Linked DNA regions of Homo sapiens: all the other regions are linked to region 2. A link is a loop called in an ENCODE intact Hi-C map of the cell type or tissue named here. Cell type or tissue: B cell. All regions are shown on one strand. Each heading gives the region's core, and the rest is flanking DNA. Links, peaks and the distances in the headings are about the cores only.

Region 1 (10,111 bases), core at 2,174-7,173, 280 kb before region 2:
TCAGCTGCTGGGTCTTGTCTGGCTCTGATGAACTCCTTCTTTGAATCTATAACTACTACCTCCTCCTACCTACCTCCTCTCCCCGGAGATCCTGACACCAGGTGTGAGACAGCTTTTCCTTTTCAACCCTCACAACACAGAGGGTTTCATGAAAACCTTCTATCTGGGCCCATTGAGCTCTCTGTCTCCCTTCCTAAGGGTGATTTGCTGGTTCATTGCATTTCTGACCCTGGGCTGCAGCCTGGACTGCATCTAGGTCTGTGCGGCATGTGCTTGCCTGCACATGCATGCGTGTGTTTATTTTGTTACACAAAGTATAGCGAGTGAACCTCCCACGAGCACTGGTCAGGGCTCTGTCTGAGCCAACATTAGACAAGGAAATAGTCCCACACCTTATGAAAAAAGGGATTCCTGGCTGTCCCCTGGCTTTCCAGCTCTGGAATTTCCCCAAGAAGAGACCAGACTGAGGGAGGGAGTCCCTGAGCCTCCCATGGAGACTGAGGTCCCTCCCTTCCCGCAGACATCCCCAACCTGAAGCAGCGCCTGCAGGTTCTTCACCTGCTCATCCTCATCCTCCCAGAACCCAACAGAAATGCCTTAAAGGTAAGAGTTACCATGCACCACCACCACTCTGCCATCTCAGCCCACAGCCACAGCCATGGCTTCAAATGTGCTCATTCATTCATTCATTCATTCAACAACTCTGCCAGGTGCTAGGGTTCAGTGATGACCCACACAAACCTCTCTTGAGACTTTTTCTTAAAGAAAGTAGATGAGTCCTGAAAGGGGATAGTCCCGGAGTGGGCACTGCAGAGCGTCAGTTCCACGTGGTGCTAACAGGTGTTAGCACCTTGTGGCCAAGCATGGATGGGTAAACACAGAGTTCATGAAACAAGGTTAAGAATACTTTTCTCCCCAGGACTTCTCAAAGCCTTTGGTATATTGAGGCTTTAGAGAATCTCCAAGTGGGATTAGAGTATGCAGCACTCTCCAAACTCAGTTGATCACAGACCTCTTTTGTTGTGGAAAGCATTGCATGGCACTGGTGTTCCATGCAGAACCAGTTTGGGAAACAGACCCTTAGCAAATTCTCCTTGTCGTATGGGAATGGATGCAGGGCCTTGGCCCAGCTCCCTGTACCGTCTTGACTGTCCTTCAGTCAGACTCAAGATGTGCCTCCAGGATCAGCCTGAGGAGGCCCCGGGTCTTCCTGTTTGAGTTTCTGCTTCCTTTTCAGTAAACTGAGGATGATAATAGCATTAATAGCATCTTGTCTAATTGTTTTGGAAATCATAAAAGCTAACTCATGAGGAATCATGGGGTAGAAGATGATGCTTTGCAGGGTACTCAATATGTGTCCTCTTTTCCTATCCTCTCTCCCTCCCTCTCTCCCTTCCTTTCTTCCTCCCTCCCTCCCTCCTTCCCTCCCACCTCCCTTCCATTTATTCTTCCTTCCACCACCCATTTATTCTCATTCGTCCATCTATTAATCTTTTCTTTCTCCATTCATCCATCCATCCATCCTTCCATCCATCCATCCCTCCCTCCCTTCTTCACTCCGTCCCTTTGTCCTTACTGGCTATATGACTCTTGGCACATTCTCCAAGCTTGTTTCCTTATCTGTAAAACACATGCAATAATAAGAGCTACCTTGGCCAGGCACAGTGGCTCATTCCTGTAATCCCTGCACTTTGGGAGGCCAAGACGGGAGGATCACTTGAAGTCAGGAGTTCGAGATCAGCCTGGCCAATATGGTGAAACCCCGTCTGTACTACAAATAAAAAAATTAGCTGGGTGTGATGGTGCACACTTGTAATCCCAGCTACTTGGGAGGCTGAGGTGGGAGGGTCACTTGAACCTGGGAGGCAGAGGTTGCAGTGAGCTGAGCCAAGATCACACCACTGCATTCCAGCCTGGGAGACAGAGTGAGACTCTGACTCAAAAAAAAAAAAACAAAAAACAAACAAAAAAAACCTACCTTATAAAGTTTCTGTGAGGATTAAATGAGATGTACCAATTAAAGGCCCAGGAACACAAAGAATACATAGTAAGTGGTAGCTCTCATCACTTTCTGCTGCTCTTCTCAGTGTCTCTGCTTCTCCCAGCATCTCTGCTTCTCTATTCCTTCCTTTGCATTTTGGGTAGACCCAGACTCCAGAAAGAAGGAGCTATCCTGGGCCTCACCAGGAAATGACCCATGTTCCAGACCTGTGGCCCTTTTCTACCTGGAAGTTGAAGTCTGACCCAGTTGTCTCATTAGTCTCTGAGGGAGCAGGGGAGGGAAAGAGTCTTGGACACACTGCAGAGCAGGAAACGGAGACACAGAGAGGTCATGGAGTGGGCCGGTGACACAGCTGGAACGGGAGCCCCTCTTGCTGCCCTCCCAGCTCCTGGCTCCTTCCTAGCACCCCCTTATCATTCATCAGAATGCCCTGGGGATGGTGGGGAGGCGCCAGGGATGGGCTGAGATTTGAGGGAGGCTCTGCACCCTTCCCTAGGCACTGCTGGAATTCCTCAGGAAGGTGGTGGCCCGGGAACAGCACAACAAGATGACTCTGAGGAATGTTTCCACCGTGATGGCCCCTAACCTCTTTCTGCACCAAGGGCGGCCCCCCAAGCTCCCCAAAGGCAAGGAGAAGCAGCTGGCAGAAGGGGCAGCCGAGGTGGTGCAGATAATGGTGCACTACCAGGATCTGCTGTGGACGGTGAGTGCTGCTGGGCGCTGGGTATCCCTCTGGGTGCAGCTGCCGTGCCGCCCCTGCTCTCCAGGAGCCTGGGCATTGTCCTTTCAGTTCCCTAGTGTGTCCCTTCCAGGACCTTTGTTGGCCTCTGCACAGGCCTGTGTTTTCTTCCTCCCCCTGCCTTAGTAACCAAGAAGAAGTGTCTTCACTTTCTGTCTCCACTGCCATGCCTCTCAGTCAGTCTGCTGCCATCTGGTCTACCCCAGATTGCAGGAGTTCCCCCAACTCCTGCAAATAATTCCTTCACATCAAAGCTTTTATGCTGCTGAGAAAGCCCCATCCCTGAGGCCCAGGATCACAGGGCCTGCCTAAGACAGAGCCCAGAACCAGATAACAGGGATACCCCTGCCCTCCTGCCCCCACCGTGAGCTTTGCCCTGAGTAACAAGTGACAGCAAGGGGAGGAGCCAGAGCAGGAGAGAGGCCCCTCTGCGGTGTCAGCATGCATGGTGCCCCTAGCACTGAGACCCCTCCAGCTCTTGAGACTCCTGTGAACACAAGGCAGCACCATCTACCACTGCTGACCAGGCTGCTTTCTCACCTAGCGATGCGTAGCCTCTTCCCTCCATCTGTTCATTCATCCTTCCATTCAGTCTCCCATCCATCCACCCACTCACCCACCTACCCATCCATCCATCCACCCACCCATCCATTTATGCAACTGCCCGTCACCCACCCACTCACCCACCCACCTATCCCCCCCACCCATCTACTTACCCACCCATCAATCCATTAATTCCTCCAACTCCCCCATCCACCCATATGCCAATCTATCATCCACTCACCCATCCACCAATCATGCATCTCTCCACTCATCTACCAATCCATCCATCCACCCACTCATTCACCCATCCACTCAACCATGCATCTATCCAACTAAACCACACATCTATCCAACTATCTACCCATCCATCCATCCACTCATCTACCAAACCATGCATCTATCCCACTATCTACCCATCCATCCACCCACAGTCCTTCCCTCTATCCCTTCCTTCTTCCATGGTCATTAGGTTAGATTTCCTATTCCAGAAACCAGCAAGTGAAGCCCTCTCTGACTGTTCCCACTTTTCTTCCTACCCTGCCTGGGCACTCGTCTGTGTTCTAAACACAGCAAACGCCAGCTGGCACTCCAAACTCATCTAGTACTTCACACTTCTGAATTTTTGCTTATGCAGTTTACTCTGCCTGGAATTCCCTTCCCTTTTTTTTTTTTCTAAGGGCAGAAGCCTGGTGTCCTCTGCTCATTCTTCAAGACCTCCTAGTTCAAAAGTCAACTCCTCTGTCGAAAGTCCCCTACTCCTCCCTCATACACCCCTTATACCCCCATAGTTCCTTTCTTCTCTGCACTCAGCCCTTTGAGATAATGTTGCTACTGAAAGACATTGGATTGTAATACTTCTTTTTATTGGAGGATGCTTTAAAAATTCAAGAAATTCTTGAATGTTTTCTTGTTAGAAAAGCTTCAGAAAACATAGATGTAGAAAAAGTGAAAGGGGAGAACCCCCATCACCCTCGCTCTTCCCCGTGTGTGTCACCTTTAGACAGCACACACATAGCAGCAAAAAGGGGAATTCAGAATCGACTCCAGTTTCGTCAGACCCTGGGAGACAGAAACATGTTATTAGCAGGGTCCATGGAGTCTGGGTTCTCTGACTCTGCTGGGTTCGGATCCCACAGAGAGGCATGGGTTGATCTGGAGGTCTCTGTAGGAATCCCCCAGTGTGGGCTCTCTGGGGGTTCTCAGAGCAGAGCCTGCTCCAGGTGTGTTTTGGGGACACCCCTGCCTGAGTGTGCCAGTGAGCAGCTATCCCTCAGCAGGTGCAGGACCCTCCAGCTTCTGTCGAGGGGACCACTATCCACTAAGCCTCAGGGTGGGCTCCACTCTCAGGGTCCCCTACTCCAAGGTCCACTTTAGGGGCTGAATGCCCCCTCCTCATTCCACCAAACCAGTGCTTCCGTCCCGTGTCCAACAAATGCATATTTCCAAGCCCTGTGGGACGCTGGGCCAGGGAAGAGGCCACGATGACCCTGGAGAGGGCTCTGCCTCTCGCCCCCAGAAGTCCTATCCCCCTGCCAAAACTTGATCCTTTCTGGCCAGGTCGCCTCTTTCCTGGTCGCCCAGGTGCGAAAACTGAACGACAGTAGCAGCAGGCGCCCCCAGCTCTGCGACGCAGGCCTCAAGACTTGGCTGCGGAGGATGCACGCAGACAGGGACAAGGCGGGGGACGGCCTCGAGGCGGTGAGTGCCCCCGACCCCAGACAGGTGGAGAAGGGCCGAGGCGACAGGAGGGCACCTGGGGCGCGGTGCTTCCCTTCCTCCAGGTCCCCGCTACCGGGCTGCCAGCAACGGCCCAGTGAGGCCACCAGGGGGCGTTGCGGCGCCGTCACGGGGAGCGAGGAGGCGTGGCTGCGAAACGAGGGCTTAGAAGCGGGTTGGGGAGGGGAAATGGAGTGACTCGGAGACTTCCCCTAGAAACCGTCACCGCCGCCCCATTTTTCGGCAGCCCCTGGCCGAGGGTTGGGAAAATGGGAGTCGCTCTGCGGGGTGTGAGGTGATTGGGGCTGGGTGGGGGATAGTAGAAGGGAAGAGCCTTCCAAAAATACTGAGTATTCCTAGGAGGGGTCCTGAACACGGTTCCTTATTAAAGTCCCGATTAGAGAAATTGATGAGCGTTGAGGCTGCACCGTGCACGATGTGTGGGTGATGGGTCTTTATACAAACCTACATGTCTGTGTTTGTGGGTGCGTTGCATGTACTCCTGCTGTGTGTACAAGTGCACCGACACAGGCATAGAAACACAAACATAGGCATAGAAACACAAACACACATCTGGAATGTGTATGTCTGTGATCTGTGCCCAAGTGTCCGGTATGCGTGTGTGTGTATCTTGTGATTTTCAGCGTGGGCATTTGCGTAAGTGCCATGTATGCGTGTTTATGCATCCACGTTGGAACTCCAGGCAAGCTGACTCTTATGTATATGGATCTTTCTCTCTCTCTCTCTGCAGACTCCCAAGGTGGCAAAGATCCAGGTGGTCTGGCCTATCAAGGACCCCTTGAAGGTGCCTCTCACCCCCAGCACCAAAGTGGCCCACGTCCTGAGGCAGTTCACAGAGCACCTCAGCCCTGGTTCCAAGGGTCAAGAAGACAGTGAGGACATGGACAGCCTCCTTCTACAGTAAGAGGCACCTCCTGGAGGCAGGAGCCTCTTCCCTGCAGGGAGGGCTCTGCACCCCAGAGCTGAAGGCCACCAGGGGGTTACACATACTGTTGGCCTGACCTGGCCTTCCCTTTCTGGGGTGGTCAGATGGGTTCTCCAATCTTAGAGAGTTTCTTGGCTCCAAGTAATAATCATGATGACCACCACTCACTCATTCACTTTAATAGGTATTTAATGAATGCCTACCACCAGGCACCATGTTTTTCTGTTGGTTTGTTTGTTTGTTTGTTTGTTTGTTTTGAGATGGAGTCTAGCTCTGTCACCCAGGCTGGAGTGCAGTGGCTCGATCTTGGCTCACTGCAACCTCCTTCTCCCAGGTTCAAGCGATTTTCCTGCCTCAGTCTCCCAAGTAGCTGGGATTACATGCACCTGCCACCATGCCTGGATAATTTTTTTGTATTTTGAGTAGAGACAGGGTTTTACTATGTTAGCCAGGCTGGTGTCAAACTCCTGACCTCAAGTGATCTGCCCACCTCAGCCTCTCAAAGCGCTGGGATTACAGGCGTGAGCCACCGCACCTGGCCCACCATGTATTAAGAGAATTATAGACTAGCCATGAAAAGAACAGACAGAGGCCCTGCTCTTAAGAGCTCACAGTCCTGAGGAAGACCTGGATATAAAGCAGATAGTCACGAATCAAAGATCAAGTTACAAACTGTATTAGGTTTCATAAGAAATGCAGGGAACAATGTGTCTGGAAGCCAAGGAAGCTGGTGTCATCTGGGAGCGAGGTGAGGCTTCCAGGCACAGAAAACTGCACAGTAAAGGTCCTGCAGCAAGGAGCAGAGCCTGGCCAAGGATCTGGAAGAAGGTCGGGGGCTGATGTGCAGCCATCATTCCTAGGGTACAGGAAACAGCCTGAGACCTCAAGAGCTTCCTTGTTGGCATTGGCACAAGGGACCCTCAGACTGTCATCTTCAGCAAGTATCTGATCCAGCTCCTCCTTGAACAGATGGGAGCACTAAGACTCAGAAAAGAGAAGGGACTTGCCTTAGGCCACATGGCAGAAAAGAGGCCATGGAATTGAACTCAGGATACCCATAATTATCATATAATAATTGTGATTCTTACATGATAGGCATCATTATCATATGTAATCATACAATGTCCATAATCCATCTTGACTCAAAATCTTCCCCTCACAGCAGGCTCCTGTCCCCATCTGTCACCACTCATTCCCTTGCCTTCGCAGTCTCCATTCTGATGCCCAGAAGAAAGGGGCCTCGCAGCGGGGTGCACCCCTGGCTGAGCCTCACCACGTGCCCTCCAGCTACCTCTCCCCAGCCCCTGGGTGCTGGACTCTGTCACTGGCTCCAGCTCTCTCAGGAGGGTCCTTATGCTGCTTCTCCCCAGCAGGACCAAAAATCAGTGAGGACTGCCCTTTCCAGGGCTGGGGGCCATGCACAGTTGTTGGTCTTGATGTTTCCAGAAGAAAAAGGCAGTAGTTTTTTTTTTCTCTCTCTCTGTTTTACAGCCATAGGTCCATGGAGTCAGCCAACATCCTCCTCTATGAAGTTGGAGGGAATATCAGTAAGTTCCACTGTGGGAAACAGGAACAGAGCCCGGGTCCCTGGGAGTTCTTCGACCTCAAAGGCTCACTGGGCCCTTCTGTGGGAGGCCAGAGTAGGCCTGCAGATGAGCCCTCCCTTCAGGTCTCTGTCTTCAATGAAACCAGGTGGAGTCCTGCTGTAAGGTTAAAGGTTAGCCTGTGCAAGTCTTAGGAGCCTATCCTGGAGTTTGGATTTTGCCTAGAGCTGGCCTCAGGCTTGCAGAGAGATGCAGAAGATTTGTTTAGTGTGAAGGTTCACAGTAGCACCAGTGAAACCGACGCCTCTGGGACACCCTAGCTGGGATGGACTTCATCCCTGGCCTAGGGGCCAAGGAGTCCTTAAGGAATTCTGCAAACACATATCCAGCTCTGGGAGTTCCCTGGCTCTGTGGGAACCAAGGATGGGCCGCTGTTTCCCTTTGCATTCTCTAGAGTAATGATCCTCAGACTTTACCAGAACCTCAGGATCCCCTGGAGGGCTAAGACACAGATTGCGGGGCCTAAGAATGTGTGTTTCTGATGAGTTCCCAGGAGTTGCAGATGCTGCTGGTCGGGGGGCCACACTTTGAGGGCCACTGGCCAAGAAGCAGAAGCTAAGACATGTCTTCAGTAGTACACGATGCATTGAGGGGGTGCCCCTCAGGAAAAGGGTTCCAAGGGACAGAGTGAAGGAGGATAGGGAAGGGGCAGGGGCCAGGAGTGTTCGCATCCTGGAGCTTGGCCTGATCCACTAGGTGGCTCTAGAGAACAAATCACATCAGAGTTGTTGCATTCTGAGGCAAGGGCACTGGTCTTCAGTACATCTGTGTCCGTCAGTCATCGACCGTGGGCTTCCCAGGGGAAAGGGGGTGTCACTTTTCTGGCAAGGCATCTTCCCTCAGCGGAGCTCAGTTCTCCAGCAAAAGAAGTAGCTGTGAGCTGTAGCAGTCAAGATGCATACAGCCAGGGGACAGTGCACTGCCTGGTGAAGGGCTCTGTGCAGGGGAACAGCATCTCCTACAGCCTCCCACTCAACCTCCTTCACCCCTTCTTCCCACAGATGAGCATCGCCTGGACCCAGATGCCTACCTCTTAGATCTGTACCGTGCCAACCCGCATGGTGAGTGGGTCCTTAAACAGAACCCCACCTAAACCCTGCGAGTCTCAGGAGCAGCCTGGATGCCTCCTCCTCTCCCCTGCTGGCTCTGTGTCCATGTACCCAGCATGAGAACAAAGCTATTCCAGGGGAGGGTCTGAGTTTTATTCCAAGGCTTCCTTTTCTGAAATGCCTCTCAGACCCCTCAGAAATAGACTCAGGGGTGGTGCTCTCTCCACTCAGAGGGGATGAGGGGCTAGGGCCTCAGGGAGGGGAGGCCAACACTGTAGCCATGATCAGCCCTGGAAGAACTGGACAGAGGAAGAACTTCCCTTCACAGCTCTCATGTTTTAACCGTGCACACAATGCCCTCACTCCCCTCCACCCTCCAGCCCTCCAGAGAGTTGCTTCCTACACCAAGCTTGCTGTATGACGCCACCACTTGGGGCGCTTGGATCTCCATGGGCTTCTGTCTGTGGCTTCCAGACTGGAGGAAAATTAAAAATGCAGTACCTTTATCAAGAGGTAGTTGGGGTCTTTTCCCCCCAGGCAAAATTGTTTCGAAAGTGGCCCTACAATGTGTAGTAGCAGCAGCACCAGAGACAAAACCAGGAGAGCTCTGTGACCTTGGACAAGCCCCTTGCCCTCTCAGAATCCTTTCAGGATGAGGGGCTAGGGCCTCAGGGAGAGGAAGCCAAGATTGTAGCCATGACCAGCCCCGGGAGAAATGGACAGAGGAAGACTTTGCTTCACAGCTCTCATGCTTTACATGTTGATTTGTACAATCTTGTCATTTTGTAATATGATATAATATGTAAACGTAATTGTTTAAACAGTAAAGGCACAACAAGTTCAATGTCACATTTACTTTGCCTGTTTTTCTCTCCAGTCCAGTGCTCGGTAGGTGTTGTCCTTCCAGCGAGTTGACGTGGGAGCTTGGTGACGAGAGCATCTTGCTGAGCTGCTCAAAGGGCTCTGGCCCATGTGATCCAGCCACGCCTTGAACCCACAACCACCGGGGGCGGGAGGGCAGGAAGAGAACTCAGAATGGGGAGGCATGGAGTAATGATACCCATTGCTGAAGGGTGGGGGCATTGCAGGGACAGCCTCTCTGGGAATCCTCTCATCTCCTACAGTCCCAGGTCTCACCCTTCCTCTTCTCCTCTGCCCTGGGTCTGTATCCTCAGGCCAGGTGAGGCTTCGCTTATTTGTTCACTTAACAATGAGTTTACTGAGCATTTAATTATGTGCCAAGAGGTTCACAAATTTAATCTTCACAATAATCCAGTGTTTTCGGTTTGGGTTCCCCCAGAAGCAAAATGTGAGGCAAAGACTCAAATGCAAATAGTGGTCCTAAGAAATGCAAGAGAGTGGGGATATGAGAGAAAGAGGGGGAGGCAGTCTATAAAAGGGTGCCCAATCACAAGCAAGCTACCACTGGGGGCATCTCGAGCTTAATTCCACTGGAGAACTCTGAGAAACAGTATGGAAGATGTCCTTCAGAGTTACCCTACCCAAGGGTCA
Region 2 (10,111 bases), core at 3,075-8,074:
AGCCTGAGTGATGCTTTCCCAGGAGCAGGGCAGCTGGCTGGACCAGAAAGTAGAGGGCCCATGGGAGTGACTGCACCCTTGGTGGCTGCTGGAAGGGGAGAGGTTCTCAGCATCAGGCCACCTCCACCCCAATGCCAGGATAGATGTATTCTAGAGTAGGGGTGGAGGCGGCCCAGGAGGCTGAAGACAGGTGCACAGATGCTTCCCACGACCTTGCCATTTGGGGTGGGCTCTTCAACATCTCAGGCTGTGGCTGGAACAGGACAGGATGATCTAAAACACACGTACCATTGGCTGTAAAACAGTATGAGCCCAGACTGACGCTGAAATCCCTCATGAGCCAACCTTAGCTACAAGGTAGGGAGTTCTGAGGGAAGCCGCGTGCTCCTCAGGAGAGAGCTGTTTAGGTTTTCCGATCTTTTTGCTCAGGGGCCAAACACTGAAGGCACGTACTGCCCAACCCACTGAGCGCCTGAGGCCATTCCCTCCTTTTCCGCATGCCTCCTGCCTCCTGGGCTATTCCTCTCCACCCAGAAGGCTGGGAATCCCAGCTGATTCCCTGACAGGAGCCGACTTCACACACAGGTGACTCTCAGGCATTGGCTCATGTTTTCAGCCAGGGATAAACCATCCCTTCTTGGGGCTTTAAGTCCCTGGGGAGCTTTCCCTGTAGGTCTCCTGGGTGTTGAGAGACAAGTTGGAGACCAACCTCCAATGAATGAGCCGCGGTCATTCATTAATTCACTCACGTAATTTACTGAGTAGCTGCAACATGCCAGCCTCTACGTTAGGTTCTGCGGATAAAGGAGGAATAAGACAGAGTCAGGAGAACTGTTCCTTGTGGTTTCCGTCCCTTGGGGACCACAGGCATCAGCAGTCCCATTCAAGTCACCTGAGGCAAAGTGTCTGCATCTTCGTCCAGCGACCCTTTGCTTTTCGGCTCCTAGAATCCTTAGAGTCTGAATTCCTTTAGCTGGGAACAGCTGTCATGGTCACCCCTGGATAACATTTGCCACCAAGTATAGATGCTGGATCTTGGGTTCCAGGCAGACATCATCCAGGTCCATCTGGAACTTTCAGTGATAGCTGCCTTCAGCCAGCATCTTTGGGGGACTCTATAATAGCAGCTTGAGATCAGTGTCTAGAAGACTGTTCTGCAATTTGCTGCCAAATGCATCTCAGGTTTTTAAAGTCATTGTTTCTTGCTCATGGTGGCTCATTTATTACATAGTCCCCTCACCCCACTAATGGATAATGGGAGGAAAAGTTGCTGCTTCCTTCAGCATCAAAGCCTTTCCTTGGGAATCTGCCTCCCTCCATGGCAGGGGTGGATTCGGGAGCTGGGAGTAACCAGGCAAAGTCAACCAGATGCCTAGCTCCTGCTGAGACCCAGGTCCTATGGCAGCTCCTCATTAGATTAAAGGAGACCACTTCCAAAGCAGGTGCTGCATGGCTCACCATCATATGCCCCAAACAACTGAAAGTTGGCGGTTATCACCAGACTGTGAGTTTCTGGCAAGTAGCTTGGGGAAGCTGAATAAACTCTAGGCCCAGGGCTACTAAAGACTTCAGGATAGAATTCTCCATCAAATATACAGCATAAGTAAAACTGCTCTGCACTGTTTAATCCATTTCCAAGGGGCTTAGAAAAGCTAACAAGGGTGTGTCCCCTGTCCTGCCCCACCGGTTTGCTGGCTTTGTAATAACATAAGACCATTGTGGTTGTTGGTGTCAGATACCTTCCCATCCTGAGCTCTCTCACCTACCTGCTCTCTCTCCTAGAGCAGGATACTGGGGTACTTTTAAGAAGGGTGCTCCTTTTAAGATGCCCAGAAAAGCTGTATTTAACTCTTGCTATTTGTAACTTGGGGATGGTCTCCCCTGCCCCAGGGCACATAAGAGCAAAGGCTCCAATGGTCAGTGGATGACTCTGCAAAAGTGACCCCCTGTGCCAGAAGCTATAGCCCTCTCCCCAACAGGTCTCTCTTGTTGGCCAGAGGGCCTGCTTCCCATGGGCATTGCAAGTGCCACCGTGCGGGGCCTGGCTCTGCACACCCAGGAAAAGTCTGCAGACCCCCAGCCCTCCGCAATAATTCACCAGACCAGAAGCCACTGGTGTACAGAGAACACTTAAAAAAATGTATTTTATGTGAAAAAAAATTAAAACTCTGTATACTGTATCAGCAGCTTTGTGTAAAAATGGCAATCAAGAGAGTCTAATATATTTAAAACTTTTTTAAAAAAAATCTTCGCAGATCTTTGATATCGTACTGAGGTAACTTCCACGTAGCCCCTTGCCACGCGGCACCGGTGGGCCTTGGGTCCAAAACTGTGGCTCAGCCACATCCCAAAGGGGGCACATGTCCCTGGAGTTGCTTCCAGCTGCCAAGGCCTGTGACAGAATTCGCTGTTAAGAGTTTTTAATTAAAATTATTAAATTCCTTTTAATAACACCTGCTAGTGTGAGTGATTATTGCTGTGAGCTCACTTGAACAGTGCTGACTTGAATTCACAAAGAGGAGGTTCCTGGAATAGAGGGTGGGTGAGAGCTCCTAGTCTCTTCCCCCTTACCCCACCCCTTTCCCACAGAGGGCTTTCCCATGAGACCCCTGAAATAGAGGGAGCTCTGGGGGCTCAGACCTGGAGCAGATGTCTCCCCAGACTAGGAGATGGTGAAAACTGATGAATTCAAGAAAAGGTGGGTGGTTGGGAATGACCTTCATTCTGTCAAATAATCTCTTTGAAATTAACATGAGGCCGTATAGTAGCATATATTTATTCCATACATTTTCAAAGTTTTTCCTGATATTTATTTATTTATTTTTATTTTTTTAAGATGGAGCCTCACTCTTTCACCCAGTCTGGAGTGCAGTGGCGTGATCTCAGCTCACTGCAACCTCTGCCTCCCGGGTTCCAGCAATTCTCCTGCCTCAGCTTCCCAAGTAGCTGAGATTACAGGCGCTCGCCGTGATGTCCAGCTAATTTTTTGTATTTTTAGTGGAGATAGAGTTTCACCATGTTGGCCAGGCTGGTCTCCAACTCCTGACCTCAAGTGATCCTCCCGCCTTGAGCTCCCGAAGTGCTGGGATTATAGGCGTGAACCACCACGCCCCGCCTCTCATGACATTTATATGTAACAAGGGTGCCCCTCTCCTCTGTCCCATTCTTGGAGTGAACTGACATGTCCTGTCCTCTTCCCCCTGCCCCATTCCACTCTTTCCCCTCGTGTGCTTATTGTGGGGAAGTACGATACTATAAAGTACTTCACCTTATGACAGCAATACAGCAGCTAAGGCCCCGGCCATTCTCATTTTTTACCTCGAGCATTAAAGGCATAGAGAAGCTATGTGGTTGCACAGCCTCAGACCACAGTCCTTGGTCCTTGTCCCACACAGAACTTTGTTGGTGTTTTTCTTGAAAGAGGATGAAAAGGGTGTCGGATCACAAGGTCAGGAGTTCGAGACCAGCCTGGCCAACGTGATGAAACCCCATCTCTACTAAAGATGCAGAAAATTGGCCAGGTGTGGTGGCATGAGCCTGTAATCCCAGCTACTCAGGAGGCTGAGGCAGGATAATCGTTTGAACCCTGGAGGCGGAGGTTGCAGTGAGCCGAGATCACGCCATTGCACTCCAGCCTGGGTGACAGGGCAAGACTCCGTCTCAAAAAAAAAAAAAAAAAAAAAAAAAAGAAGGTGCTCTCTTGCAGCCTCCCGGACCCTGGATACCAGCGCAGGGACACATGGAAGTCCCCACACTTATTCTTGAGAAACTTCACAAAGGGATGGGGATGGGGAGAGGAGAGGTAGAGAGGGAGAGGCGTCTCAACAGCGGCAGGCATTCATCCATTTAAAAAGGTTATTGGTTGCTAAATAATAATGGTAACATCTCACATTTATGACCCACTTTTCATTTACATAAAAAAGATGACGACTGAAAATTGACTGTTGGATTTAGCTCTGTGGAACTCATGATGAACCTGACAAGAGGTTTTGGTAAAGCAGTGGGGGTTTTAGCCTGATTGAAGAGGGCTGGAAGGGAACTGGAGACAGCAAGTATAGACAACTGGTTTGAGGGTTTCTTTTCTTTTCTTTTCTTTCTTTCTTTTTCTGAGACAGGGTCTTACTCTGTCACCCAGGCTGGGGTGCAGTGGTGTGATCATAGTTCACTACAGCTGCAAACTCCTGGGCTCAAGTGATCTCTTGCCTCAGCCTTCCCACTGGCTGGGACCATCATGAGCACTGCCATGCACTAAAAGTTAGGCGCACCACCATGCCCAGCTAACTTTTGTATTTTTTTGTAAAGACAGGGTCTCACTATGCTGCCCAGGCTGGTCTCAAACTCCTGGGCTCAAGTGATCCTCTTCCCTTGGCCTCCCACAGTGCTGGGATTACAGGTGTAAGTCACCATGGCCAGCCACATCTGAGATTCTATGCTGCAAAAATAAGAAGTGAGATGGGGAGCTTTAGAGGAATGTAGGGTCAAGAGAGGGTTGTTTTAAGATGAAAAATATTTCAGCATGCTTGTAGGCTGATAGAAATGAATCGGTAAAGAGGGAAGCTGATGTTCCAGGAGAAAGAAGAAGATTGCTGGAGCGATGCTGGTGAGTAGTAGAGGGGCTGGAAATGCCCAGGCAGAGGGGTTGGGGTTGGATGGGCACAGGCACAGTTCATCAATGCCCAGTATACGGGCAGAGATGCAGACAGGAAGGTAGACTAGATGGCCGCACGTGGACGTTCCCTTCTTACTGTTTCTGTGTTCTTGCTGACATGGAAGACAAGCTGTCAGAGAGGAAAAGGTAGAGAGAATGAGGGAAATGCGGCCTACCAGGCAGTTTTTTTGTTTGTTTGCTTTTGTTTTGTTTTGTTTTGTTTTTAGATGGAGTTTCGATCTTGTCGCCCAGGCTGGAGTGCAGTGGTGCTATCTCGACTCACTGCAACATCCGCCTCCCGCGTTCAAGTGATTCTCCTGCCTCAGCCTCCCGAGTATCTGGGATTACAGGCGTACACCAAGACACCTGGCTAATTTTTGTATTTTTAGTAGAGACGGGGTTTCACCGTGTTGGTCAGGCTAGTCTCAAACGCCTGACCTTAGGTGATCCGCCCTCCTCGGCCTCCTAAAGTGCTGGGATTACAGGCGTGAGCCACCGCGCCCGGCCTCCTAGCAGGCAGTCTTACGGATTATGAATTTAAAACATGACCAGTCAGTAAGCATGGTTACGCTCTTTTTGTTTTTTCTTCAGCCCTGTAGGGCTGCCGGGGTGCAGGTGGAAAGTAGGGTATAACCACGGTTGGTTGGGGTTTTACAAGGCAAAAATCGATGAAATGAGAGAAGACTACCCGAGGGTGTAATCAAAGGAGCAGTCCTAATACGATGAGCCGGTATTCTTTGAATGAATGAATACATGGTTAAAGGCAGGTGATAAAGGCGATATGGTTGGCCATGCCAAAGCACTGAGAGCCTAGGAGCAGCGTGGCCAGAGTCTCCGGGAGTCGGCACCTGCCTCTCCTCGTTGTCTAGGCCTGACTGTCCCTGGCCTTGCACGGCCGCGCAGCGGGGCGACCGGCAGGGGGCGCGCTGGGATGGCCAGGAGCTCGGCTCTCCCCGCTCTGTCCCTGCTCTGCGGCCCGCCTCGCCCCTGCAAGTTTAAATTCCTCTTAGCAAGCCCAGCATCGCAGCCAATAACGCATCAGGGGGCGGAGCCGTAGAGGCTTGCGCCCCGCCTCGCTCCGCTATTGGAAGGAAAGCAGCCAATGGGAGAGCCGAGGCGGGGAGGTGCGGCCAATGGCGCGGGCCTGTTTGATTCAAAGGTTGCCTATAAAGCGGGACTGCACGCCGGTTTTTGTCCGAGGGCTGTCGAGTCCGAGCGCCGCCATGGCTCTGCTGTCCGAGGGCCTGGACGAGGTGCCCGCCGCCTGCCTGTCGCCGTGCGGGCCGCCCAACCCGACCGAGCTGTTCAGCGAGTCACGGCGCCTGGCTCTGGAGGAGCTGGTGGCGGGCGGCCCCGAAGCCTTCGCGGCCTTCCTGCGACGCGAGCGCCTGGCTCGTTTCCTGAACCCCGATGAGGTGCACGCCATTCTGCGCGCGGCGGAGAGGCCGGGAGAGGAGGGCGCGGCGGCGGCGGCGGCGGCCGAGGACTCGTTCGGCTCCTCGCACGACTGCTCTTCGGGCACCTACTTCCCCGAGCAGTCGGACCTGGAGCCACCGCTGTTGGAGCTTGGCTGGCCCGCCTTCTACCAGGGCGCCTACCGCGGCGCCACGCGTGTCGAGACGCACTTCCAGCCCCGCGGCGCTGGCGAAGGTGGCCCCTACGGCTGCAAGGACGCTCTGCGCCAGCAGCTCCGCTCGGCGCGAGAGGTGAGCGGCCCTCCAGGGCCCTGGGTCGCACGGGAGACCCCCTTCAAGAATGGGAAATTGAGGCCTGCTGGGAGTACGGGCCGGGGCCACTACCTCCTCTGCGCCCTACCGGAAGCGCGCGCGGGCTAGGTGGTCCCAGGGTCTCCGACTCACACCCCACTCTGCGTGTCTCCCCCGGATCCCCCGGGCCGCTCCTCGTGGCAGGGGATAGTGGGAAAGCCTCGGTTCCCAAGGATGCGAATTGTGCCCGGGTTCCATCTCCTAACGTTCATATCCCTGAAGGAGGGACCAGAAGTACTCTGAGTTCCAAATTTCAGTTAAAATCAAACTTGGAAAATTGCCTATTTCCCTGTCTGTCAGCCAACGCTAGATCCCACTTTCAGGAGCTTCTTAGGAGACTCATTACCAAAGAACTTACGCAGGGAAAGTTCCAGAAAGATGGTCTCCAGAGACAACTACGGGGCATTAGGAAGCAATTATTATTGCTAATTACTTTCATGCATCTTTTGCTGTAAAAAGCAGATAAACACGAGAGTGGCAAAGTGAGAGCCCTGCCGCTTTTTCTTTCTTGTCTTTTTTTTTTTTTTTTTTTTTTGAGACAGATTCTCTTTTGCCCAGGCTGGAGTGAAGTGGTGGGATCTCAGTTCACTGCAACCTCCGTCCCCCGGGTTCAAGTGACTCTCCTGCCTCAGCCTCCCAAGTAGCTGGGATTACCGGTGCCCGCCACCACGCCCGGCTAATTTTTGTATTTTTAGTAGAGACGGGGTTTCTCCATGTTGGCCAAGCTGGTCTCGAACTCCTGACCTCAGGTGATCCACCCGCCTCGGCCTCCCAAAGTGCTAGGATTACAGGCGTGAGCCACCGCACCCGGCCCCCTGCCGCTTTTTCTACTGCCAGAGACTGGAGGGGAAACTGGGGCAAGGGGTTTGTTTTCCATAGGCTGGGTCTGTGCCAGATTGCAGTGGTCTCCTAAAATGCAGATACATTTGCATTAGATCGGCTTCTGTATTCATAGTGGGTTTTGGTCCTACTGTCTGACTCTTAGTATGGCATGGTCATGGGTGCAATGGAGGTCTTGTCTGCTTGCCAGCCTCGATAAAGCTGCAGCAGGGTGCTGGGGATCAAGGAGGAAGAAGGCAGCCTGCAGGTGGGTGTGGCACATAGAGTGTCGTGGCAGACACCTTGGTCTGGAGCCATGGTCAGGTTGCTTGCTGACTGGCAGTGCCCAGCTCCCTGGCTATCTGCCTGTGCCAGGGACATGGCAGATAAAGCCCCAGCCATGTTAAGACTTGTTAGGGCTGGTACCTGAGTGTGTCTGAGTGTGGGTGAAGATACCAGTGCATTGTCAGGTTGACATGTCCAAGCCCCGACTCTCACCAATGTTCTTAATGTTCTTTCCCTGACTGGTGGGGTTTCAGTGGTAGTGGATACAGTGACCTAGTGCCTTGCCTTTGAGGGAGTGGTTGTGGGCTGCAGCTAGGCTCTTACCAGCCCTGAGGTGCTTTGGGTGGACTGAGGGTTTTTTGATGCAGCAGACATTTTCCTTGCGGGTTCAGTGAAAAGATTAAAAAGATGGAAAAGGCAGACTTGTGTAGGTATGCATCCCCAAAGCTCATGTCCAGTAGAACTTGAGCACTTGGAACCTGAAAAATGTAAAGAACTGGTCTGTATAGTGAGAGCTGTGGATTGTTCTAGTCTTTTGCCCAGCCCCAAATTTTAGTGATAGCAAAAGGGCACTGGAACTAGAGGCCAGAGGGAAACTATTAAACTCACGTGCTGGCGTGAGGAGGGGATGGAGCCAGGAGCTCAGACTCTCCCTCATCTCACGGGCATTTTGTAATACTGACATTTCCAGATAGAACCTGCTGCCCTAGTCTAGCTACCCACAGTTCCCTCCGAGATGCTGTATTTGGAACCTGGGCAGTTTTAACTGAGAAAGGTGGTACATTACCTTTAAATCCAATGAGTATTGGCTGGGCACAGTGGCTCAAGCCTGTAATCCCAGCACTTTGGGAGGCTGAGGCAGGCAGATCACGAGGTCAGGAGTTCGAGACCAGCCTGGCCAACATCGTGAAACCCCGTCTCTACTAAAAATACAAAAATTAGCTGGACGTGGTGGTGCGTGCCTGTAATCCCAGCTACTTGGGAGGCTGAGGCAGGAGAATTGCTTGAACCTGGGAGGTGGAGGTTGTAGTGAGCTGAGATCACACCACTGGACTCCAGCTCTGGGCGACAGAGCAAGACTCCCTCTCGGAAAAAAAAAAAAAAAAAAATCCAATGAGTATTTTCAGTGTGTCCGATAGATGCCAAATTATTTGCTTACTCATTGCCTGCTGTGTATCAGACACTACCATGGCTGGGGCCACAGGGGAAGGCATCATCCTTGCCAACACTTGAGAGTGGACAGTGTGCTGATGGGAAACAGTGAGGAGTTTGCTGCAGGTACTGCGGAAAGGGCTAAAGAAAGAAAGTCTCCGGAGTGGCAGTGACCTCAGAGCTGGGTGGGGCTTGCCAGACCTAGGGTATGGGGGCTGGCCCACAAGTGTTTAAGGACCTGGAATGTTTGGGGGCAGCCAAATTCCCCACAGCGGGTTAGTGGTAGGAGAGGAAGCTGGGGTAAGGGATGCTGAAATGAGTTGGGTTTGAGACAGTGCTGAATTTGAGGTCCCAAAGACAATCTCTTTTGTTTAAAAAAAAAAAAAAAAGCCAGGCCATGGTATCATGTGCCTGTAGTCCCAGCTACTCAGGAGGCTGAGGCAGGAGGATCATTTGAGCCCAGGAGTTTGAGGCTGTAGTACACTATGACTACGCTGTGAATGGCTACTGCACTCCAGCCTGGGCAACACGGGGAGACCCTGTCTCTTTAAAAAAAAAAAAAAAAAAAGTAATGCTTTCTGTTTGCCAGGCACTGTTCTAGGTGATCCCAAGGAAGGTGCGATTATCATCTTCATTTTACAGCTGATAGAACTGAGGCATAGAGAAGTTAAGTGGCCCCGAAGTCATGCAGCTAGAGAATGAAGGAGCCTGTACTCAAATTGAGGCACAGAATGTCTGAACCACTGTTAACCACCACACTCCCTGTGGAGGGTTCAGGAGCCTGTGCTCAGGTGGGGAGAGGTGACAGCAGATCTGGTGGCTAGCTAAGAGCTACTACTATTTATGGGCATGCATTGTGGACAAGGGAGTGGCTGTGTCACCTTGACCACATCCTTTGAAATCTAGTACCTGTGACAGCGAGGACCATGAAGGTGTAGGTCTCAGGCTGCTTTCAGGATGAAATGAGAAGCTGTTCTGCATCCGTGTTCTGATAGCAAAGGTACCTAATGGTGATATGATTGAGCACTTTGAATGGGTCAGTTTCTGTGCTAAACCCTTGACCTGAATTACCTCATTTAACCCTCCCAACACTGGGAGGAGGCTACAATTAAGAAAAGACCAGGCACAGAGAAGTTAAGTAACTTGCCTGAGATCACACAGTTAGCATGGGACAGAGCTGGGCTCAAGCCCAAGTCTGTCTAGTTCCAGCTCTGAAGCTCAAGTGTTTTTTTTTTGTTGTTTGTTATTATTTTTTTTAAGACAGAGTCTTGCTCTGTCACCCACGCTGGAGTGCAGTGGCATGATCTTAGCTCACTGCAACCTCCACCTCCTGGATTCAAGTGACTCTCCTGACTCAGCCTCCCGAGTAGCTGGGATTACAGGAGCACACCACCATGCCCAGCTAATTTTTTCTTTTTTTTTTTGGAGACAGAGTTGCTCT
Region 3 (10,111 bases), core at 1,748-6,747, 120 kb after region 2:
TCCACCTACCTCGGCCTCCCAAAGTGCTGGGATTACAGGTGTGAGCCACTGTGTCTGGCCTTTTCTGTGATTTTCATCTTCTACTTTAGTGTATTAGTTTAAAACTCAACAGTTGACTTCCCATTTTATTTTACTTCCTTTGCCCCCCTTCTCTTCATTTCTTTTTTTTTTTTTTTTTTTGAGACAGAGTCTCGCTCTGTTGCCCAGGCTGGAGTGCAGTGGCATGATCTGGGCTCACTGCAAGCTCCGCCTCCCGGGTTCACGCCATTCTCCTGCCTCAGCCTCCTGAGTAGCTGGGACTACAGGCACCCGCCACCGTGCCTGCCTAATGTTTTGTATTTTTTAGTAGAGATGGGGTTTCACCGTGGTCTTGATCTCCTGACCTCGTGATCCGCCCGCCTTGGCCTCCCAAAGTGCTGGGATTACAGGCGTGAGCCACCGCACCCGGCCTCTTCATTTCTTATTATGCTTAATTTGCTTTAGTGGTTGGCAAAAGGCCTACCTGTAGGTGTGGGAGCTGGGGGAAGGTATTCCAAACAAAGGATTAAATGTCAGGAATGTACAAGGAGCTCCTATAAATCACCAGTGAAAAGACAACTCCAGCAGAAAAAAATGGGCACAGGGAATGGAAGGCAATGTATAGGGGCAGACCCAACACTCCACCAAACCACTGAAGAGATATTCAAAGTTAGTCATCAGGAAAACACAAGCTAAAGCAACAATTAGACATCACTCTGCACCAATGAGATTAGCAACACAGTGGAAAGGTGGCGGATGGAGATGCGGCGGCCTCTGTGCGCAGCTGGTACGGCAGTCCTGGAGAGCCACCTGGGACTACTCATGTGTGTTCCTGCCCCACAGCCCAGAAACTCTGCTTCTGGGGGTGTGTTCCCAACAAAATTCTCACCCGGGTCCTTAGGAGACACATGTAAGGATGCTTACTGGTGTGATGGATGGGGTGGGGACTAATGTCCATCCCTGGGAGGTGTGCAGGGACAATGTATTGGATGACACTGTGGATCAGTACAGAGCAGGTTCATAGAACACAGACCTGAGAAATAGCTGAGTGGAAGAATTAAGAAACTGCTGTAATCCCAGCACTTTGGGAGGCCGAGGTGGGCAAATCACAAGGTCAAGAGATTGAGACCATCCTGGCCAACATGGTGAAACCCTGTCTCTACTAAAAGTACAAAAACTAGCTGGATGTGGTGGTGTGCACCTGTAGTCCCAGCTACGCGGGAGGCTGAGGCAGGAGAATCACTTGAACCTGGGAGGCTGAGGTTGCAGTGAGCCAAGATCGTGCCACTGCACTCCAGCCTGGCGACAGGGCGAGAGTCTGTCTCAAAAAAAAAAAAAAAAAAAGAAAGAAAAAAAAAAAGAAACTGATGTGATAGTCCTGTTCACGGAGACTAAAACTACATGCACACAAAACCAATACGATTGCAAAAATATGTACAAACAAGATGTGCATCGCAAGTGTTGCCTGTGGGGGTGGGGGTAGGACACAAGGATTGGCAATAAAATAAAATGTAAAATGAAGTAAGATGGGGATAAGGAGCCTCAAGTGTTCATCTGGAGGAGATGTGGATTTTAGGACACATAGCCCTTCTTGTCTAAGGTTTTAGACCTGCTCACCAGTGGCCCCGGGAGGCAGGAGGTTGTGGAGTTGGCTTCAGAAGCCTGCCTCCCACCTCCAAGCTCATATTCTGGCAGGAACCACTTCTACCCTGGATGGAGTGAGTCGGCCAACAACATGAGACATTTTGATGCTTTTTTTCCCTATCACAGCGCATTTTTACTCAGATACATGATCTCCTTGGGACACCCTTTTAACTCGTGTTTATTCTACATGCCCCATGGTACAGTTAATTTTCATCGGCAATCTGAAAGCCAGCAACAGCCGCAGAGCTTGTCTAATCACCAAGGAGTCAAAGACATGCAGCCCCGCGGCCCCTTTCAGTAGAGGTGAAGGAACTCACTGGAAAAGCCCTCCCCAGTTTATGATTAAATAGGCTACTAAAATGGAGGGTAGCTTATAGGATTTATCTGGGCAGAGCGCCTTCATACTTCCAGGGCAGGAACCAGTAGGACAGACAGTGTCATTTAAGTCCTTCCTGCTGATCAGTATCCTTAGGTTGGAATTTATGCTCTCAGCCCATAGGGACTCTTGTTCCCTCCACTTCGGCACTTGGCACTCTGCTTCTGAGCCTTTGGCCTTCAGGAGGCGAAAGAGAACTGGATACACCAAGGCTTTGAAGATCCTGATGAGCTTTTGCCATCCGAGGAGCATGTAGACTTGAGCTGTGTTTGCTACACCCAGATGTGGCTCCCTCCTCTCTCTTGGGCTTACTGATCATTTAGAACCAGTTTAATTAGCACTGGTGTCTGCTTTTCCAAAGATTGCCTGGTAGGAGGCAGAAATCTGGGCCAGGTTAGTGAGGCAGCATGCAAACTGGAAGAGACCACCAGGGAACTTGTACAATGTAAGTCTTACTCCAAGCTTTCCATTGCTTGGAGAAGGGTGTTCTAAATCACCCTTGGTCTTCCCGACTTCAGTTGCAGACTCAGAAGGAGGGCAGATTCTGGGGCGATTTCTTGACCCAGTGGTGATGGGGTCGTGGGAACTCAGCTTCTAGGGAGACAGGGTAGGTTTCCTGTCCCCAGATTAATAAACCAAGGTCACTTCTCCTGAACTGTGATGATGCCTGGCCCTGTTCTTAGTGGGCATAGATGGAGTTAACTTTTTTTTTTTTTTTTTTTTTTTAGAGGCGGGGTTTCACTATGTTACCCAGGCTGATCTCGAACTCCTGGACTCAAGCGATCTTCCCATCTCAGCCTCCCAAAGTGCTGGGATTATAGGCATGAGAGTTAGATTTTTCACATGGGATTTTTGCCAATTGATTAGTCTGTTGCCCCAGCCAGGATTAGGACAAAAGGGCTTTGCATCCCCACAGCCTCTCTTGATTGATCTTGTTCATGCACAGATGGAATTCGGACACCCTTTGGGTATGTGAATAACCCTTACAGGCCACAGGACCCAGATTAGTGACACCACAACTGGGCATCATCTGAGTAGGGAGGACAGGAGCACTGAGCTCCAAGTCAGAAGATCCGAATTAAAAAATGACCACCTTTAATGAGGTATAATTCACATGTAATAAGTGCACTCATTTAATTGGATAGTCAATACGTTTTGACAAATCAGTACACCACAGTGACCACCAAAATCAAATATAGAACATTTTCACCCAAAAAGTTTCTCATGATCTTTTGTAGTCAACAGCCACCCCGACTTTGCCCCCCAGCCTCAGGCATCACTATTCTGCTTTCTGTCACTATGGGCTAACTTTGCCTTTTCTAGAATTTCATACACATGGGATCATTTAGGATATACTCTTTTGGGTCTGGAGGAGACCTGGTTTAAGCCCCACACCCAAAATTAGATAACTTTGTGACCCTTGGCAAGACATAATTTTGTCTTCAACTCAGTTTCCTTACCAGTGCAATGGGGTGGTAATAACTTAAAACCAGCAAGCCTTCCTTCCTTCCTTCCCTCTCCCTCCCTCCCTCCCTCCTGTCCTTCCATGTGCACAGGTGCCACAGTGAGCTCCATTGTAAAATTCCAGAAAGGAGCTGGGTCAGGGGTTGCTCAGGAAACAGGAGCCTCTGCTCCCTCCACGTGTGTCACAGAGGGCACCCGCTGCCCCTCCCTCCATGCCCATCCCAGCCTCCCTGGTGCCGTGGTGTGCAGGTCCCCGCATCTCCTTCAAGGTGGACTCCTTTTATTTAAACAAGGGAGATAGGAAGTCACCCCGGAAAGAACCAGATGCGGTGATGAGGGCCCCCACCCTCAAGATGGGCAGAGGCCAGAGGTGACCAGGACCTAAGCAGAGGGGAGGACCATGTCAGGGGGTGGGGGTGCACAGAGGCCCGGAGTGGGGCCCGCCTGGCCCTGGGGCTCGGGACACTGGAGTTTTCAGGGGGAGCAGTGAGTGGAAGGCTCGTGGAGCTGCTGGACACCAGATGAGTGTTGGCATCAGGACACACACATTGCTCAGAACCACCCAGGAACAATCTGATGGACACCTTTGTGCCCTTCACAACACAACTCACTGACACTGGACACCCAGAAGCACTTGCAGATAAGAGACCACTGCACACAGAGCACAGTCCCTGCTTCCCTGGAGCTCACGTGCTAAAACATGACCCACATCCAGGCTGCAGCCCGTCCTTAGCCAGGGATGTGGAGGGTCCTGAGTCTGGTCCTGTTGAGTCCTGAGTCCTCCAGACTGGCCCTGCCAAGTTGCCAGGCATCTGATGCAGCAGAGCAGCGCTATGCTGCCCTCTGCTGGCCACATGGAGGCAGTGAGTCCCCACACTGCTGTCCACTCCTGGCAATGGGCTCAGGGGAAGTGGACTGTGTTTCTGGTCCCTTGCTTCTGACAACCTGATAGAGCAGATATGGAAGGGCAGAGGCACTATAAGAACTCTTCTCCCAGTTCCTTGATTCCCCCCCATTATTCCTTGTGTGTCCCCCACTTCCCCTCCCTTCCCTGTGTCTGGATTTAAGAAATGACAGTTGAGGCAAATCATGTTGCTTTTTCGGCCATCTCCTGCAGTGTCCCCTTTCCATGGCCTCATCCTGTCATGGCCCTGAGCTGTTGCAACTGGTTCAGGGAGGTCTCTCTTGGCCATCTTTCATCCAGTGGGGATGGAGAGACCAGTGCCATTTCTGGAGGGAGCACCTGAGTTTGGAGGTGAAACATAGGTGATACCTTATCCAGGTGACACCTTCCCTAGGCCACAAAACCATAGTTTCTAGATGGAGCTGGGCATGGTGGCTCATGCCTATAATCCTAGCACTTTGGAAGGCTGAGGCTAGAGGATGGCTTGAGGCCAGGAGTTTGAGACCAGCCTGGGCAACATAGGCCCTGTCTATACAAAAAAATAACAATTTAAAAAATTAGCCGAGTGTGGTATGTGTGCCTCCAGCCCTAGCTACTCATGAGGTTGAGGCGGAAAAGTCACTTGAGCCCAGGAGTTTGAGGCTGCAGTGAGCTGTGATCAGTTGTACCACTGCATGTCAGCCTGGTCAACACAGCGAGACCTTGTCTAAAAAAAAAAAAAATAAAAATAGATGGACTGGTGCCGTGCCTTTTTTTTTCCCCCCACAGATTCTTTGACATGCCTCCCATGCAGAGGTGGGGTCTATGTCCCTCTCATGAATCTGGCCAAGTTGGTAGTGGTTTTGACCCAGGGTTGTGTGAAGTGATGTGGTGTGACTTCTGAGGCTGGGTCACGAAAGGCCATGCAGCTCCTGCCTGGCTTGCTGGGACACTGCCACCCGAGCAAGCCAGCTACCTGATAACCAGGATGCTGGAGAGGCTACTCATGGGCTGTGGTTCATGATGCCATCTGAGAAGTGGGTCCTCTGGCCCAGCTCTTCCAGGGCCCAGCCTTCTGGGTCACTGTCAGCTGAGGCCCAGACATGCAGGAGTACAGACAAGCTGTCCCTCCTGTGCCCTGTCCCAATTCCTGACCTGGCTTCTGGAGCTTGGTTTGGAGATGGAGCCCACCTTGACAATGCTGTTTCCCTGGGAGAATGGGCCCCCTCTTGGCTGGCTTGCAGGAGCTCTGGGAGTCTCCTTCCCCTGTGACTCCTAGGGGCTTGGTGGCTCTGAGCTGGGCAGCTCCACATTCTCTCAATTTCATTCTGTCTGATCCATGTTAGTTTTATTTACTTTTTATGTATTTTTTATTTTTCTGACATAGAATCTCGATCTGTTGCCCAGGCTGGAGTGCAGTGGGGATCATGGCTCACTGTAACCTTCAACTCCTGGGCCCAAGGGATCGTCCAGCCTCTGCCTCCCAGAATCCATGTTCGTTTTAATATGAAAGCAACGTTTTATGCGACAACCAGGAGCTCTGAAGGGTTTTCACGTGGATGAGCCACACGCCGGGATTTGGAATTGCGGGAAGTGCCCAGCGAGTAGGGTAGGAGGAATGTTGGGGGTGGGACTGGACTAGAAGGGAGGCTGGGACGTCGTCGAGAACGAGATTGCAGGGACGCTGCGGTGGGAGAAGTCGAATTCCCACCCTGTTCGTCCTCCGCAAAGAGTGACTGAGGCTCAAAAAGCCACAGCCTTGCCCAAAACGGATGCAGCGGGCGCAGGCACGGTCCACACCCCGAAGCTTGCCGATGCCCTCGGCGGCAGCCCGTCCTGCAGAGCCGCGTTCCCTGCGCCCAAAGCAAGGTCGGACCCCCACCGGGATTCCCGGAACCGGGTGTCCCGCGCGTCCCCAGCGCAGGCAGAGACGGCGAGACTTCCGGGTCGGCGTTGCACACGGCGGCCGGCAGGCGGCGCTGGAGCCCCGCGTTTGGGCAGCCAGGACGCCCTTGCGCTGCTTCGGGTCCTGCGAGCGCCCAGGGAGGGGGTGAGTGCGGGGAGGGGTCAGACCCGTGTCTTGCCCGGTGCGAGCTCACCGCCTGCCCACCGGGCACGTCCACAGCAGCTCAGTCCCGGTCTGAGCGCATCGGAGTGAAAACAGCCCCCGCACCTCTCGTGACGGTGTCCCCTTCTCTGTCCACGTTGCAAGAAGCTATACTGTACTCACCAAGTCTTTAAATCTTGACCACTTCACCAAGGAAGGTATGAACCTCTCCATTTTACAGGCCCAGTTCAAAAAGCAACGACAAAAATCAACACCAGCAAACCTTTATGGAGTTCTAATTATTGACCTGGCCTGCCAGGGTCCTTCAGAGTGGAGTTGGGGTGGGTGCGGGAGAGGGGTCAAAAGCCAGCCCTCAGGAGGGGGCCACCCGCGCAGCCCTCTCTCCACCATCAGGGCTCTTGCAGACCCAAGGGCCTGCCAGGAGAAGCAGATGGGCCATGGTAAATCTGAGGGGCCATTGGGATGCCCAGACTGTCCCAGGTCACCCCATTTCTGCATTTTTGTTCATTTTGTTCAGGTGGCCCTGAATGTTGTGCCCTCCTCTTGGGAACTGTAAGTAATACAATCTTCCTTTCAGGCAGTTGACTCTGTGTCTGTCATCTTCCCATACCTGATTACAACAAAATCATCCCATGTACATTTTTAAACAACTGTCTAAGATTGTCGCAGGGCTCAAATGACTTAACTTTAAGTGCTTACAATGATGCCTGACACATGGTAAGGCTAATCGAGGAGTAGCTATTGTTACATCTCTTTCTCCAGCCTCTTCCTTCTTTGCACCAACTGCCTCCCTCTGAGCAATTTTGAGGGAGGTTTATCTCGAGGTGCAGCCAATCCCAGCTGCTAGGGCCAAGATCAGCCACGTGCTCCTTTCCCTTGGCCATGGCTTTGGACACTCCAAGCTGGCAGTGAGTGCCAGGTGAGGGGGCTGCTAGGAGCCGGCAGGGGGGATCTCACCTTTGTGCCACTTATGTCCCTAATCAGGGGCAACCTCCCCAAATCTGCACCCCCAAATCCCCTCCCCAGCTTGACTGGAGAAATCACTCTAACTCCCAATGATAGCAACTCCAAATCATAGCAATAATAATTTACTGAGTGCTTACAGTGAGCCAGACACAGTGCTAGCATCTTGTACCAGCAGTTCTCAAACTTTTTGGCTTCAGGAACCCTTTACACCCTAAGAATGATCAAGGCCCTCAAAGCTCTTGTTCATGTGGGTTGTATCTATCACTAATTACCATTTTAGGAGTCAAAACAAATTTTAATAATATTTATTTATAATTTATTTAAAATAGCAATAATAAACACTACATGTGAGCATAAATAATATATTCCTATGACAAATAACTATATTTCACAACACACAAAATTTAAAGAGAAGGAAGTGTGGCTTTGTTTTATATTTTTGCAGATCTCTATAATGTCAGCCTTAATAGAAGACAGTTTGATTTTTATATCTGCATCTGCAAGTTTTTGAGATACCACATGTCATGTAGCCCCTGTAATATTCCACTGGGAGTTTTAAAAAGCTTTCACTGAGAGCAAAAAACCCCCACAAATAACATGTTTGTATTATTGTCAACATTATTCTGAATTTTATGGACCATCTGAAAGGGTCTCAGAGACCCCAGAGGTGCCCATAATACACTGTGGAAACTGCTGCCTGATATACATGATGGGTAGCTTCCAATATTGCCCCATTTTTACATATGAGGAAACTGAGGCACAAGGAGATTAAAGTGACTTGTCCAAGGTCATGCAGCCAGGCATCAAAGCTAGCTGGGGAGTCACTTGATTTTGGTGTCCAGGGTCCCAGCACTGAGCCCTGAAAGAGAGGGTAGGAACTGGGCACAGAAAAAGCCGGAAGGGCAGGTTGGGCCATGAGTGGGGGAGCTGGGTGTGCAGTGAGGGGTGGGGGTGGGAGGGGACCGGGGGATCAGTTAGTCACCAAGTGGTCCTGGTGACAGGGCTGGAGATGGCAGCTGGCGGCGGATGTAGCCTCGGGCTGGAAAATCAATAGGTGATCAGCGGTCCAGGGGCAAGCTGTTCATCAGGTGCGGCAGAGGGGCAGGGGCAGGGGCGGGGGGGCTGGGAGGAAATATCACTGACCCCCGGCAGGATTGATCAAACAGCCAGACACCCAAGGCCAAACTCACTAATAAAGTGAGACATTCAGCTCAGCCCGGCGGCTGCTGCTGAAGGTCTTAAAAAAACCGCTTACTGGGGAGTTCTTGATAAACTGTCTTTGTTTCTTGAGGCAAGTGGGAGGGAGGACAGACTGTGGGGAGGCCTGGCTCGGCTGCCGTTTGGCCTGGGACTCATGGTTTGCCCCAGGTCTGGACCACAGAACCCTGGTGCTTGTATGGCATGTGTGCTTGCACTACAGCACATGCCATTTGTACAGGGCATGTGCAGACACATATGTGCACACTATGTCGCACACATTCAAATGTGCCTGCACATGTCTTTGCACGCCCGTGCACATGCTACAACCTACATTTGCTTATGGTATGTGTGCACACATATGCATGTGCTACAGCACATGTGTACAAATATGCCTTGCATGTGTGCATAGACATGCGTGCACCGCATCACATGGCATTTACACATGCATATGCTATGGCACATATGTGGGCACAAATGTGCCTTGCATGTGTGCGTATACGTGCATGTGCCGTAGCACACAGAATCTGCCTTTGAGGGGTGAGCATGTGTGCTTGGGGGTTAAACTCTTTCTCCATTGTTTCACTGATATCACCACTTTCTCTGCCTGTAGTCCCAAAGGTGCCACATTTGTAATGACAGTCATGATTATTATGGGGTGGGGAGATGGACGGAAAAGTAGGGACTGGAAAACTGTATCTAAAAGGCTAAGCTGTACAACAGAGAGAGGCAGGTGTGAACAGGAAGAAAGAGGGGGAGGAAAAGTGAAGGGCCGGCATGGTAAGGGCTAAACATCGTTTGGACTGGGAGTTGAGGGAGAGAAAATGGCAGGATTCGGGGGTGGCTGGGTAGCTGTTGGGGGAGCAAATTAAAGAATAAAGGATATGCAAATATAATTTTTATTTTTATTGATTTATTTTTTTTAAGACAGAGTCTCATTCTGTTCCCCAGGCTGGAGTGCAGTGGCGTGATCTCAGCTCACTGCAACCTCCACCTCCTGGGTTCAAGCAGTTTTCCTGTCTCAGCCTCCAGGGTGGCTGGGACTACAGTCTCATGCAGCCACGCCCGGCTAATTTTTATATTTTTAGTAGAGACAGGGTTTCACCATATTGCTCAGGCTGGTCTCGAACTCCTTTCCTCAGATGATCTACCCACCTCGGCCTCCCAAAGTGCTGGAATTACAGGCATGAGCCATCGTGCCCGGCTGCAAATAGAATTTTAAGAACTGTGTTGGGTAATGACATCCTTTGACATTCTTTCAGGAATCCAAGTAAAGAGTAGAACCTTTCCCGATCACTTTCTGATTGTTGGACTGTGTTTTGTTAAATGTGCTACCGTATTAGACTGGGCTTGTGCATACACAGAATTTATTTTGATTTAATAATTACATCACTCACATTGAGAATGAAATTTTATTGGAATGCTTTTGCAGATGAGAGGTTTTATTAAGAGCTTTTCCATGTGTCATATACTAACTCGAAGGTATGGATACTAC

Evidence for each region. Hi-C counts contacts between places; a loop is a spot of excess contacts. Peaks named below come from ENCODE experiments on the same cell type or tissue, not always from the same donor. Only the 100,000 strongest peaks of a DNase experiment are listed, where the experiment ranks them.
Region 1: a loop joins it to region 2, with 7 times the contacts of the local background. A loop is called at or near these places in 7 of 110 quality-filtered maps.
Region 3: a loop joins it to region 2, with 25 times the contacts of the local background. A loop is called at or near these places in 85 of 110 quality-filtered maps.

What each region holds. Positions count from the first base shown.
Region 1 is chr20:38,641,206-38,651,316 of GRCh38, forward strand. It overlaps ARHGAP40 (Rho GTPase activating protein 40), which reads left to right. Exons shown (of 15, transcript NM_001164431.3): 10 at 521-603; 11 at 2,499-2,705; 12 at 4,842-4,982; 13 at 5,752-5,921; 14 at 7,438-7,493; 15 at 8,552-9,448. The coding sequence ends at 8,643. Among named protein-coding and RNA genes, the nearest start is that of ARHGAP40, 44 kb to the left of the region's middle. RefSeq lists a silencer at 5,012-5,131. In B cell, for the core only: CTCF peaks have their summits at 5,042 and 5,095 (motif pointing right); DNase peaks (open chromatin) are centred at 4,396 and 5,126; H3K4me3 peaks cover 508 bases; H3K27me3 peaks cover 2,004 bases.
Region 2 is chr20:38,920,572-38,930,682 of GRCh38, forward strand. It overlaps FAM83D (family with sequence similarity 83 member D), which reads left to right and starts at 5,846. Exons shown (of 4, transcript NM_030919.3): 1 at 5,846-6,354. The coding sequence starts at 5,872. It overlaps PPP1R16B (protein phosphatase 1 regulatory subunit 16B), which reads left to right. Exons shown (of 11, transcript NM_015568.4): 11 at 1-2,453. RefSeq lists enhancers at 1-654, 5,934-6,033, 7,419-7,508 and a silencer at 5,464-5,823. In B cell, for the core only: CTCF peaks have their summits at 5,546 (motif pointing right) and 5,746; a DNase peak (open chromatin) is centred at 5,700; H3K4me3 peaks cover 1,713 bases; H3K27ac peaks cover 518 bases; H3K27me3 peaks cover 347 bases.
Region 3 is chr20:39,043,890-39,054,000 of GRCh38, forward strand. No RefSeq gene overlaps it. Among named protein-coding and RNA genes, the nearest start is that of DHX35, 87 kb to the left of the region's middle. In B cell, for the core only: CTCF peaks have their summits at 4,364 (motif pointing left), 4,565, 6,341 (motif pointing right) and 6,555; DNase peaks (open chromatin) are centred at 4,332, 5,422 and 6,352; H3K4me3 peaks cover 1,026 bases; H3K27ac peaks cover 545 bases.